Linked DNA regions of Homo sapiens: region 2 is linked to region 1. A link is an interaction called in ENCODE POLR2A ChIA-PET data of the cell type or tissue named here. Cell type or tissue: Panc1. All regions are shown on one strand. Each heading gives the region's core, and the rest is flanking DNA. Links, peaks and the distances in the headings are about the cores only. Region 1 overlaps EXOC2 (exocyst complex component 2). Region 2 overlaps LOC105374873 (a long non-coding RNA gene).

The links. ChIA-PET counts read pairs that join two places held together with the same protein. Peaks named below come from ENCODE experiments on the same cell type or tissue, not always from the same donor. Only the 100,000 strongest peaks of a DNase experiment are listed, where the experiment ranks them.
Region 2: POLR2A ChIA-PET joins it to region 1 with 7 read pairs; 2 of 35 experiments call an interaction of 5 or more read pairs at or near these places.

What each region holds. Positions count from the first base shown.
Region 1 is chr6:584,244-588,643 of GRCh38, reverse strand. The region is part of intron 11 of EXOC2 (exocyst complex component 2); the gene reads left to right. Among named protein-coding and RNA genes, the nearest start is that of HUS1B, 71 kb to the left of the region's middle. In Panc1, for the core only: no CTCF peak of the experiment used is centred there; a DNase peak (open chromatin) is centred at 1,923.
Region 2 is chr6:726,238-730,637 of GRCh38, reverse strand. LOC105374873 (a long non-coding RNA gene) reads left to right here. Exons shown (of 3, transcript XR_001743915.2): 3 at 719-2,802. Among named protein-coding and RNA genes, the nearest start is that of EXOC2, 35 kb to the right of the region's middle. In Panc1, for the core only: no CTCF peak of the experiment used is centred there; no DNase peak of the experiment used is centred there; H3K27me3 peaks cover 2,580 bases.

The sequences.
Region 1 (4,400 bases), core at 277-4,276:
CGGTGGCCCACGCCTGTAATCCCAACACTTTGGGAGGCCGAGGCGGGCGGATCACAAGGTCAGGAGTTCAACACCAGCCTGGCCAACATAGTGAAACCCTGTCTCTACTAAAAATACAAAAATTAGCCAGGTATGGTGGTATAGCCAGGTATAGGCCCAGCTACTCAGGAGGCTGAGGCAGGAGAATCACTTGAACCCAGGAGGCAGAGGTTATGGTAAGCCGAGATCGTACCACTGCACTCCAGCCTGGGCAACAGAGTGAGACTCACTCCATCTCAAAAAATAAAAAAGTGGAAACAATTCCTTACAACTCTTTGAACTTTACAGTTTTAATGACAATACAATATAAATGTCTTAAATTCACATTTTATTTTTTCTTTTGACATTCAGAACATGCTTAACTGTTCCCTCTGTCATTGTCAGTAAACACTGCTAATCTAAATGTAGGTAATTCTAGCACATGAGAGGCTTTTAACTGGAAAATTGGGGTGGTTTTTTGAACTTAGGTCAGAAGCGATTTTCACTATTAAATTTTGGAAAATCCCACTTATATTTAAAAGCAGAAAGGATAATGTAACAATACCCCATGTACTCACGCTGACTTCAGCAGTTACCAACTCATAGCCAATCTCATTTTATCAGCTCATAGCCAGTCTTACCTGCTTCTCTCCCCTCCCTCACCCTGGATTATTCTAAAACAGATCACATCATTTTATCCATAATTAATTCAGTATGTAATTCTTAGAAATAAGGATTCTTTTTAAAAACTGTAGCCAAAATACCATGACCATTACCTAAAATATGAATATTTTTTAAATATGAAATACTCCAGTTTCAAATTCAGAAAGTTTAATTTCTTCAGTATCTTTCTGAGTGCATCGATAGCATTGCCCTTGAGCTGATACTCAGTGCACAGGCAAATGGTAAATGAAATGCGGCACAGACGCGGACAGAACGTTTCCTCGGATGGAAGGAGGATTCGCCATTAGTGAAATAGAGTGTGCTTTGGCCAGTTTGCATGTCGGTGTTTTTCTGTATGTGATCATTTCTATATGTGTATGTCATTGCACACATGTTAACTTTAATATACACATATCTATGGCCGGGCGCGGTGGCTCACGCCTGTAATCCCAGCACTTTGGGAGGCTGAGGCTGGCGGACCATGAGGTCAGGAGATCGAGACCATCCTGGCTAACACAGTGAAACCCCGTCTCTACTAAAAATACAAAAAATTAGCCGGACATGGTGGCATTTGCCTGTAGTCCCAGCTACTTGGGAGGCTGGGGCAGGAGAATGGCAGGAACCTGGGAGGCGGAGCTTGCACTGAGCCCAGATTGTGCCACTGCACTCCAGCCTGGGCGACAGAGCAAGACTCCGTCTCAAAAAAAAAAAAAATACACATATCTACATTTACATCTACAGGTAATGTCATATCTATGTTTGTGTATGTGTGCGTGTGTTTATATAAAATATTTGCCTTAATTATAAGTTTGCTGGGAATACACACAAATTTTCTTTTGTGTGATCTACAACTGTTGTTGACTAGGGACCCTTGGTGGATGTTTTATTATTGTCCTAATTATATATAATATAAATGTAAGGTAATATGGGGGAATGCCTACTAAATATTGTTTGGAATTTCCTTTGAGCATCCTCTCATAATTGTGACATTTTAGATGTGGAAGAAATCTGGGAAACTGTCTAGTTTTGTGGATGCCTTTAGCTCTATTTCGCATGTGACAAAGGTGTCTCAGAGAAGCCACAGGACAGACCCACGTCCTCCGTATCCTGAGTAGGGGTGGGACTAGTGGGTGTCCAGACACGTCCTCCGTATCCTGAGCAGGGGTGGGACTAGTGGGTGTCCAGGTCACTCCCCCTCTCACCTGATCACACTCCCTCCAGACCAGTGAGTTATGGAATAGGTTACTGAACACCTCCCTCTGAGTTACATTGTTGGAGCAAATATTGCATCAAACAGGATTTCTCAATGTGATGTCAGAGCAGGTGAGCGTTCCCCTGGTAAGGGAAGGCTGGCTGGTATTTGGGGATTCATGAAGAGCTGCACCTGAAACTAGCCAAGCTCGATGAAGTGCTTCTGGTCTTTATTACTTTTATGCTATTTTGCTATACATAGGTGAATTCTATTAAGGAAATTTTACACAGACCTCATCACTCACTTCTAAAATTATATGTGCAATGTAAATAAATGCTCTGAGAATGAGCAAGTTAAGAAAATGGAGGTGAGTGAGAGAGCATCCAGTCCCTTAGGAGGGATCCTGGGAAATGTAAGGCTGTCCCTGGGAAGGCCCGCAGTGCCCCCATCAGAGCCAAAGGAACTCATGGCACATACATTGGATGTAAAGCTTCAGAGCCGGCAGCCTGCAGCGGATGCCACCTCTCTCTTGACTCGAGTGTGTCTGGTTATTTTCTGATGCCCGGGGCTCGGTGACAGAGTACTTACTTGTTTGCTTGGCACCTGCTGTTTCCTTGAATTGATTATAGCTGTCTACTGAAGGCTAGAGCATTTGAAAACACAATTACTACCGTAAGAAATTGCTTACAAATGATCTGCGGTAAAAGGACTGCCTACATTTTATCTGGTACTTTGTTATAAAGCTACATTGTTTTTATGCGGGTTTTCTCAGGAGCCTGCTTTTAAAATGAAAGCTTACTACATTCCAATATAAAGAAAACAAGTTTTAAGTAGTTCCTTTATTATAATATCTGTACTTAGACTACTAACACTGTAAAGTTGTTTAGGTAAATCCACTAGCAGAACAATGGATAAGAAGAAGAATAGCTTTGTGAAATGAAATGCAATTTTAAATGGATAGACTATAAATATTTCAAACGGAAAAATAATTCTTGATGTCTGTTTAAAGTAAATGTGGTCTTTGTGCATGAATCTAAGAAATCTAACATATAAATATTTTTTTAAGTCTGCTTTTTTAAAGCAAAGACTTTTGCTTTTCACTTTGGTGGTTTGGGAAAAAAATGTTAATTGTATGTAGCCCTGTGGTATTCAGAGAAAATGTTATGAGCAAAGATGGTGACAGATTTTCAGAGACAGCAGTCCTACATACAAAGCTACCTTTTTCCGAGAAAGCTCCTTTTGTAGATGAAGCATTTGGCAGCAGAGTTTGCCGTACAGTTGATAATTCTATGAGTCCTGCATTAGATCCTTGTCTGGACTCGTTTTTGTAGTAATAATATACACTGGTGCTAGCAGATGGTGCCCTTCGGAGTATAACACGAGGCCAGGACAGGAGCTCACCCTTGCACCTCACACACCTGGTCCTTTACCCCCAAACGCTCCACATGCCTCTTGCATCCTCTAACTCTGTAGCCCAAATGTGATCATTTAGGTTTTTCTAAGGGTGGAAAAAGATGGGAAAAACAAGAGCAAAACTAAGGTTAATATTTTAAAAACTCATCTTGAAACCTTCTAAATACTGATGGAAGAGTTTATGGTGTTTGTCCAGCCTGAACAGGTTAACCATTTTGCTTCTCTTCCCCTATGTTCAAAGCAGCCTTGTGTTCTGAATTGTTATACATGTTAAACTTTTACTACCTTATTAAGAAGTGTCACCCGTCTCTTAAAATTCCTGTGAAATAGGTCCAAAATTAGACTGCGTCTTCAGAGGTTTCCTGCCAGGAAAAGCCTTTGGTTAACCCCCTACTGACATTCACAAACAGGATTTTTAAAGGTGGTCTTCAAAGGTGTTTTTTTCTTTGTTCTGAATGTGAGTTAAAATATATGCTGGCTATGTCTGATAACTTAAGGGAGAAGGCATCAGGCTACTCATAGAGAAAGTGTTACCTTCTTTCAGAGATGCACTTAATTAGAACTTCTAAAAGGACATCATTAGAATTAGGGTTCAGTAGGCAACATTTAGAACATGGCCACACTGTTAAGTAAGCAGTAAGTTCTCGAGAATAGCCGCAGAGCAGAAGAAAAGACATTTATACCTGGCTCAGGTTCTCTTTGAAAACTTAGAGATGGTATGTTCCATCTGAGTGGTTTATTTCGAGTCTTCACAGTGGTGGAGCTATTATAGAAAGAAAACTGAATAACAGGCTGTGCTAAACATCTACCCTTTTAATAATTTCTGACACTCACTAGAGTATTAATTACTTGCTGAAAGAAATAAAAACATTTATGTTACTCCAAGAACCTTAAGATACACAAAGTCCATATTTTCAGTACAAGCTCATAACATACATGCATAAATCATAGTATTACAATTTATGATTTTGAATTTACATAGTATAAACTGTTATATCTTGCTATTTTAAAAAATACAGCTAGGACCTTTACGTACATATTTTATATCATTTTTACAAATATTATTGGGGTTAATATTACATATAATTCTGGTATTACCATAATGCAGGGTCAG
Region 2 (4,400 bases), core at 114-4,113, 140 kb before region 1:
ATATAAAATGTACATTTCATATTGCAAAGGTAGGAAGTTCAAATTGTGTGAGAGTCAGAATTGTATTAGAAATTCTTCAGCTCATGCCCTTCCCCAGCCTTGAAAATGTGGGCAATCCATTTTCTACTAATATCGTTTCTTTTTTGTATCTCATAGTGTTTGGCAATAGTCAACAAAGGTGGTCTGGAGAGCCCAGTGGCATTGGTGGGACCATAAGCCATGGTGAAGAGATGGAACAGATTGAGTTTGGACTTAACAGTCTTCTAATTCCCTATTTAAAATCAAGTTCTCGCTCTTAGGAATTCTCCATGTTTCTGTTGAACAAAGGGACAAATTGGATCAGCCCCCTGGGAGCTCCAGTGATTCTGGACTCTTGAGATAAATGGTCGGCCAGGTCAGGGAAGGTGGGGCTGGCTTCTCTAAAGTAAGTAGGTGGAGTCTCCCGGGCTGTGCTTTAAATGCCGCATTATATTAGCTTTCTTCTTTCCACAGATGGACTTGTTGATTCACTGCTAAAAGAGTCAAAAAGCTAAGGTGCCAATCAGAGAAATTATTTCCCAAGGGCACTTATATACAGATCCTTCCAAAATATTTCAGGAACTGGGGCTTTCCAGCAGGAGTGGTGAGACTTTGAAATCATTCTTGCCAATGTGCCTTTGCTCTTTTCTACTTTCTTGCCTGATCTCTCTCTCTCTCTCTCTCTCTCTCGTTTGTTAAGATGCAGGAGTACGGAATCAGATGCCCACAAAGTGCAGAGACATGTTTCTGAGTGTTACCGGGAGCCAGCCAGGCAGAGCTGCAGTGTGGGAGCCCGGCCTCAGAACGGGACACCCCACCATCGATCAGGAGACTGGCTTCTGCCCATCTGCTCTTTAAGCCTGTGTCTCAGATGGTGTGAAATAGGGATCACCCTGAGAGAAAGCTGTCACTGCAAGATTCCGGGATACACTGCCTTCATTTTTATAAATGCATGCAATTAGCTATGACTTTTAAATTGGCACCATGGTGAACAAGCATGTCTCAAGCATACATGCCAAGTATTACAAGCCGTTTTTCAATGGCTTCAACTTCCTCAGCTCCAAAACCTTGGATCTCACTCCAACTCAGCATCTACTATTATGTTCTGTGTCTCCATTATATTAGATTTGCAGGAGGTTAACGAGAAGCACAGCACATAATTCACATGAATAGGCTTTGAAACCTAAGTGTGATGAAAAGTATTATTATTACTGTTATGCAAAGTCCTTGCAGCAAAAATTACATTATCCTTTTTCCAAATATATTGTGAACCTATTGCTGCGCTAGAATTCAGATCTAGGCTTTCTTAAAACTCCATTTGTGATGCTTGCACTTACTTCATAAACTTCCTTGGGTATGAAAACACTTAAGTTTTCTTTTCTCCCCAATGCCCCAGGCAGTTGACAGGTGGATAATGACATCAACAGGCAGGTGGCCATCAAAGACTCAGGGTAGGTGTGTTTTTGTGAGACCCCAGGTGGTTGATTTCTGTATGATACCTCTCCATAAATGTGAATTTCCTATTCTTTATTTCTTAATCTTAATAAATCACTATTTAAATAACAAAACTTAACATTCAATCGTTATTTTAAAGATGACTTTTTAAAATAACTCAAAGAGACAAAGGCAAAAATTCCAACTAATTTGCGTCTTTTCCCCATTTTTCTGCCATATGTACAACTTCCAGTTCAAGGCTCACTTTCCTCTGGCATTTGTTGCATCTGTTTGAGCTTCCCAATAGCATCTCTCACGATCAGCTCAACTCCGATTCGGCGGCTATAGAATGGTCAAGGGCTGTACATGGCTTTAGCTATTCACCTGGAAGGTCTTTGGTGACTGGGTGTTGATTTGCACCTCCACAGACGTGTGGTAGGAGAGACGCAAGGAAGAAACTGACAAGGGGATCCCGCTGGAGCAGTCCTCCGCTGTCCAGTTAAGAAGTGGTCATTTCCACTCCGTTCTTATGAGTTCCCACCACCTGTTAGTTCCTTAACGTTGCTAGGTAGCCCTAGGGGGCAGCCGGATTTGTGTATTAAGCTCATTTATTTGTGCCTTTACTGTCGGCAACAACCTGAACCCACAAACTACTTCACAAAGAAAAGTCTGAGCAAAATGTAGACAACTCTTAGGACAGGTCTTTGCCATCATTTGATCACACCGTCTATCAACCGATGCTAATCTTCAAGTGTCACCTGGTCTTCCAGGGCAGGTTCCGGTAACGCAGTACAGCTTTGGCATAACTTCAGAACAAGAAATCCCAGTGGATCGTAGCTATCTACTTATAAATTATAATTTTCCCCTATGTAGAAGAAAATATTCAAGACCTATATAATTCACATACTTAGAAAAGAAAACAACTTATTTTTTTCCCTCTCTCAAATTGCCTGGAGGTAAAAAAAAAATGCTAAACGGATAATATCTTTCAACACTGAATTGATTTCTCAGCTTAATTTAAGCAAAGAAATTATGTGCCAGATGGCATAATCAACATGTTCTGTTGAAAGATTGCAATTTTATTCTTATAAGAAAAAATAAGCATTTTTCCACGTGGTCTACTCAGCAGGGAAGAAAGTTTATATATGCTGGCTCTAACAATGCCATCTTTGACGAGGAAAAAGACAATAGCTTTGAATGTATTAACTGATCTGTTTTGAAAGCAGAAATGGTACTTTGTTTTATTCTGCCAAAAGTATTACATAAGACCTATGGTAAGTAACTGGAAAAAGAACTATTAAAATGAATAGTCATGAATATAGTAAAATTTATCTTTGCACAGTTGGGCATTTTAAAGATTTTCTGAAGTGTATTTTATTTCTAATCATGAAATAACTGTATTCATTCAATATCCTGAACCACGGTGCTATAAAATCTGAATATGCCCTTGGCTCCCTCCTCCCAGGGAGGTCATTAAAAGATTTGCCTATCTTGGGGGAGATGGGAACTGCCTGTTTTCACAACTCATTCCATTTTTATGTGACATCTCTATTCCCTACACTTCCATAAAGCACTTTGCTAAGAAACTCGGCCATGAGCTAAAGAGAAAAGCATGATGTTTATAAGAAGGAAGAGTCCAAACAGCATTTGAGCACTCAGAGCTGCAAGGAGGGATGAGGAAAGGGGATGAGGGAAGGGGAGAGAAGGAAGGAGGAGGGCAGAAGAGAGGAGAGGGAACCACCAGATCACAGAGGAAGAAAAGCACAGGTAAAATAATTAGTGACCTTGCTTCTGAAAAATGAGCCCAGGCACGGTGGCTCATGCCTGTAATCCCAGCACTTCGGGAGGCTGAAGCGGGAGGATTGCTTGAGCCCGGGAGTTTTGAGACCAGCCTGGGCAACATAATGAGACCTCATCTCTACAAAATATTTTTTTTTAAGTAGCCAGACACACACTGGTGGTCTCAGCTACTTGGAAGGCCGAAGTGGAGAGACTGCTTGAGCCCAGGAGGTTGAGGCTGCAGTGAGCCTAGAGGGAACCACTGCACTCCGGCCTGAGCAACAGAGCCAGACCCTGTCTCAAAACAAAAAAAGAAGGAGAAGGCCGCCTTGCCTATGACAGGTAAATTATAGATAGAAAATATGGGGATCTCTCTGACGACTTTAGAACAATTTTTGTTTTTTAAAGACAAGGTTTCGCTCTGTCACCCAGGCTGGAGTGCAGTGGCATGATCATAGATCACGGGACTCACTGCAGTCTCAACCTCCAGGTTTAAGTGATCCTCCCACCTCAGCCTCACAAGTAGCTGGTACTACAGACACGTGCCACCATCCCTGGCTAATTTTCTTTTTTAACTTTTATTTTAGGTTCAGGAATACATGTACAGGTTTGTTATATAGGTAAACCCATGTCACGAGGGTTTGTTGTACAGATTATTTCATCATGCCAGTACTAAGCCTAATACCCAACAGTTATTTTTTCTGCTCCTCTCCCTCCTCTCACCCTCTACCCTCAAGTAGGCCCCAGTGTGTGTTGTTCTCCTCTTTGTGTCCATTGGTTCTCTTTATTCAGCTCTTACTTATCGGTGAGAACATGTAGTATTCGGTTTTCTGTTCCTGAATTAGTTTGCGAAGAATAATGACCTCCAGCTCCATCCATGCTCCTGCAAAGCATACGATTTCATTCTTTTTAATGGCTGAATAGTATTCCATGGTGTATATCTACCACTTAAAATGTGGTAGACTGGTCTGCCATTCACGGGCATTTAGGTTGATTCCATGTCTTTGCTATTGTGAATAGTGATGCAATGAACACACACGCATATGTCTTTATGACACAACGATTTGTATTCCTTTGGGTATATATCCAGTAATGAGACTGTTGGGTTAAAAAGTTCCATTTTTAGCTCTTTCAAGAATCCCCACACTGCTTTCCACAATGGCTGAACT